2 separate regions of the Mus musculus genome follow, and region 2 is linked to region 1. The links are chromatin loops, found by intact Hi-C in ENCODE. Cell type or tissue: heart. All regions are shown on one strand.

What was found. Hi-C counts contacts between places; a loop is a spot of excess contacts. Peaks named below come from ENCODE experiments on the same cell type or tissue, not always from the same donor. Only the 100,000 strongest peaks of a DNase experiment are listed, where the experiment ranks them.
Region 2: a loop joins it to region 1, with 2.0 times the contacts of the local background. A loop is called at or near these places in 2 of 42 quality-filtered maps.

What each region holds. Positions count from the first base shown.
Region 1 is chr1:52,954,300-52,956,799 of GRCm38, reverse strand. It overlaps a transcript of 1700019D03Rik not described here. Among named protein-coding and RNA genes, the nearest start is that of 1700019D03Rik, 2.7 kb to the right of the region's middle. In heart, a CTCF peak has its summit at 1,448 (motif pointing right); no DNase peak of the experiment used is centred here; H3K27me3 peaks cover 612 bases.
Region 2 is chr1:52,753,592-52,756,091 of GRCm38, reverse strand. No RefSeq gene overlaps it. Among named protein-coding and RNA genes, the nearest start is that of Mfsd6, 28 kb to the right of the region's middle. In heart, no CTCF peak of the experiment used is centred here; no DNase peak of the experiment used is centred here.

The DNA of each region.
Region 1 (2,500 bases):
GGACATTGCCCACATGGGCTGAAGGACTAGGAGCTAGATGGGAAAGATTGTTACTTAGAACCAAGGCCAGATTTAGCAGGCCAGTGAGCCTTTGGAAAGCAATGTGAACTGCATTGGCTTTGGAGTCAGGCCTGGATTCAAATATAAGTCCAAGCGTACATCAGTAGTTGCCTTGTATTTCCCATTGCCTTCTATTTAAAACAGGAACCATCGCCGCATGGACTATTTATTGTAGAAGGCTTTGTGGGTCTCAACTCACAGCTGCTCAATGACTAGTTACAGCAGCTTGTTTTCCATCAGAGGTTAACAGCTAAATGATAAATCCTAAGCCATAAAATGTTTCTAGGTAGGCAGTTTCTTATGCTGAATTTCCTGAAATTCTTCAAGTACCAACTTATCAGATCTTTGAGAGTTGATTTGATTTCTGAGGAGAATCTTTAATAAAATTAAACTGTTTTCTTAACTGATGGCCACAGAGAGAGTCACCGATCCTTGCATGGTACACAGAATCCCAAGGAAAGACTCAAGTATTTTGATAACATCACACAAACTGATTTAAACACTGTAGGCAGTGAGGTAATGGAAATTGAATCACACTTAAAAGCACATATAACCTCAAGAAAAATATAAAACGTGTAATACAGTGTGACATATAAATAATAAATGTGGCAACAATGATCACTTCAAGATTTACCATTGTCTCATATCCACATTTCACGAATACACAGGGGTGTGTGTGTGAGAGTGCACACACACGTGCAAACACACATACGCACACACACACCTGGGCCCTTGTGAGGTGTTGTTTTGGCCTTTGATTTGGTGAACTATTAGAAAAGAACTTTCTCACAGCAGTATGATTGAGGTTGGCACTGAGCTTCAAAGCCTTCTTAGGCACAGGGTCAGCTGGGAGGAGTGGGAAGGCTGTGTAAGTTTGCAGGAAGAAAGTTGGATGCTATTTTCATACTCAAAGAGCTCTTCACAAAGAAGCATTCTTAGGTGTCTTGCTTGCTTGGACTACAGAACATGTTCAAGAATCAACATGTGTGGCTGGTGAGAAGTCTCAGCAGTTAAGAGCACAGACTGTTCTCGCAGAGACTCCAGTTCTACGGCAGCTCACAACTGTCTGTAACTCTAATCTCAGGGGATCTGACTCTCTTCTAGGTACCAGACTTATGTCTAGATGCACAGAAATACATACAGGCAAAACATCTATACACATAAAACAAGTATTTTTAAAGGATCAACATGTATTACAATTTCCTGTATTGTAAATCTTTCCATTTCAAAACCCAGGTCTGGGTCTGAAAAACGTGTGTCTTTCACCTACTCACAGACAGGTATCTGGAGCTCTCTGTCAAATCTGAATAAAATCCTGGCACATGTAAGAAAAGTCCATGACTGCAGAGACCATTTTAGCCTGAATATCCTCAAGCCCCATCGGCAGAGGGCGCCAGATTCTCTGCAGTAGCCTTCTATCCAACTCCTTTCCATTCATATCGATCAAAACCAACCTCCAATCTCCAGAGAAAAGTCACCACTGGCTTGGAATCCGGCTTCTGGATGTGAGGAGGGAGGGGAGAGGGGTATACCAAGAAGACTGGCTGTGTGCAATGCTGGGGAACCTGAGGATTGTCTCCCATCCTCAGCCCATTGTGCATCCATCAGGGTAGCCCGACACTGGTGCAGTCTCTAAGACAAACTCTTGACCATCCATGGAGAGGAGAGGAGGGTCAGGCCTGGATCTGACAATCACAGTATGGTGCCAGACCTTTCTCCTCTGGTGTCAGCTTCTTTCTTAGACCAAAGGTTAAGAGTAGATGACTCCTCATAAAGATGATCCAGTGTGACCTCGAATAGAGCAGAATTAGCTTACACTTGGGGCTAGGGAGATAGTCCAGTGGCTAAAGTGCTTGCTGTGCAAATAGGACACTAGAATTGAGATCCTGAGCACCCATGTAAAACCCCAGGTGTCACAGTGTGCCTGTACCTCAGTGCTGGGAAGAGGAAGTCAGAAGCCCAGGGGCTTGCTGGCAAGTCAGTCTAGCCACATTCACCAGCCCCAGGTTCAGTGAAAGACCCTTTGTCACAATAGGAGGAGAGTAATAGAATAAAACATCTGACATGGACTTTTGGCCTCCACCTGCAGTCACGGGCACACACCCACACACACAGGCATGTACACACACATACTCTCCAACACACACTCACATAAAGAAAGTAATATGCTTGTGTCTGGAGTTCCATTATGACGGAAGCCAGAGACTAACATTTTCTTCTCTGCCCTGCTAACTAGGATGGATAGCTACAAATTTCTTCTCTCCCAGAGCCCATCAAGGCCTAACACTTGTCACTCAGGATTGGGCTAGAGATCACTTAAAATAATAGCAACATCGGTTGACTGAACTGAGAAAGATAAAAGCAAGCAAATAACATTGCATTTAATCATAATTATTTAGCACAGTGTGCTTGAAATGTATGTGAATGCATGCTCCATTTA
Region 2 (2,500 bases), 200 kb after region 1:
CACACAGCCTTTATATTTTTGATAAGCCTTAAACAGCACAATAATTTGGCCAGTTCCTAACCTCCATGTGGTTAATACACCTCCCTCTGATAATCCCAAGTTATCACTTACTAAATTCTATATTCTGCCTTGGCTGCTCTAGACCCAGTGTAACTCGGCTGCACTCTGGGCCACATTCTCCTGGCTCTTTCACATGGCAACCATGACTCCCTGTCCTCCACTCTTCTCAGGCATGATGTCGTCTCCTTCTCCTTCTCCTTCTCCTTCTCCTTCTCCTTCTCCTTCTCCTTCTCCTTCTCCTTCTCCTTCTCCTTCTCCTTCTCCTTCTCCTTCTCCTTCTCCTTCTCCTTCTCCTTCTCCTCCTCCTCCTCCTCCTCCTCCTCCTCCTCCTCCTCCTCCTCCTCCTCCTTCTCCTTCTCCTTCTCCTTCTCCTCCTCCATCTCCTAACAAGGCAGATCTCTTCTTCCTCCTTCCTCTCTCTGTCCCAAGCCCAGGAAAAGCTCAAGTCCCACCTCTGTCTGCCCTAACCGCCCATTGGCTGCTGTCATCTTTATTTACCAATCAGAACCAACTGGGGGCAGGGTCCCTCTGTGTCTTATACGCAGACACTTCTGTGAGCAGTGTTGAGGAATGCAATTAGCATTTGTAATACAAGCATCTACAATACTTTGCTCTCCTGTATCCATCCATTCCCCTCCCTTTTGTTGTTCTTTGTTTCCCTCCCATATTACTCCTTCTGCTTTCATGTTTTGTATTGTGCATGCGTGTGTGAAAACATGTAAATGTATTGGATACCTATAATCATACCTACTCAACATAAACCCCTTAGTTAGATAATCAAGTCCTTGAACAGAGCACAGGTTCACTGTAGCAGAGAGTATTAAGAAGTAAACAGAAAAGAATGAGAAGTTCCAGGATGTACTTCACTCAGCATATGAATGCTTTGTCATAAACTCGTTGGTCAAAATCCAGGACTATATACTGTGGGCATGTTAAGTCACCAAGTGAGAAGGGACCCAGGCACCTTGTCTGGTATCTAGTAAGCACTGCCTATCACAAAGGAACTAAAGAAACTACTTTGGTAGCCCATGCACACATTCATCATCTCAAATTAATTTATTTTATACATATATAGTTCAATTTAGATTTTCTGTGAAAGAAAACAAAATGCAACAGTTTGTATTTCTTGGTCCCATTATTTCCTCTTGTTCTCTCTACCTCTGTCCCATACCTTTAGATTTTTCTTCTTTCCCCTAGTCCGGAGGGGGAGGGGGAGGGGGAGGGAGAGGGAGACGATGGAGATGACCGAGACGACCGAGACGACGGAGACACAGAGATAGAGTGAGCATGTGCTTGAGTAGGTTGACATCAGTATTGGGTTTCTTTCTTCATCACTAAATTTTGAAACAAAGTGTCTCACTGGACCTTGAATTCACTGATTCAGACAGACTCATGGACCACTCCAAGATCTGCCTCTTTGTGTGCCAATCTCTGCCCAAGCACTAGGGTCACAGATTCAGGCAGCCATGCCAAGCCTTTTCAGATGGGGAACTGAAGTCAGGTCCTCATTCTTGCACAAGAACTGTACCAACTGTACCACTTTCTCAGCCCCTGTGTCCAAAGTCTTAATATGCTTCTCATAGTGTCAGCCTTTCGATTGACTTTGGCCCCTTAGCTACAGCTCATACTCACACACAGGCCACACCCCTCCATGAGAGATCTATCTATAAGTGCTAATGGAAGAGAGTTCCATAAAGCAGTTTTAGCCCTGTAATGGCTTATACACGGTTCTGAAGTGTTAGGACGGTGAGAGTGTGACAACATCACTGCATCCATAGGCAGACTCTGAGGTAGGCCTTCTATCCACAGGAAGTCCATCTGAAAGTCACTTTCTATCAGTATGTGTTAGCTTTAATTGCAAGTGACAGAAATGCCTGAACAATTACATAAGATCAAAGTGGTTTCTCACAGAAGGGGAATGAATGGTTTGGTCCAGAGCAGAAACCCTGCTCTGATGTCTTCAGGGACTCATGCATCTTCCTCCCCAAGCCCCTCACTAAGGTCTTTTTATTCACAGACAATGTAGTAACAGTGGTTCTGCGTTACCCACAACCAGATAAAGGAAATGACAAAGCAGGGTGAATTTGTTGTGGTCTAGGATCTGCTCCACAAAACACAGGAAGACTGATCTAAGTCAGATAGAGATTGTTTATTGAACACACATCTTAGTATTGATCGATCAGGACCATAGCTCAGAATTGGGCCTGGGGCTATGGCATCAAACATTTGGAAGAGTAGGCTTATTAAAAAAAAAAAAAAGTTCATGTGTACATGCAGGACATGCCATCCAGTGGTCAGCCCTGACTCCAGATATTTTAGTCAGAACAGTTCATATTGACCTTTAAGTTGATGGAATTAAAATTCTGTGGAATTCTTTAGGATTAACAAACCTAGAACATGCTGAACATAACAGGGGCTGCAGTCAATATGATCCTGCTCT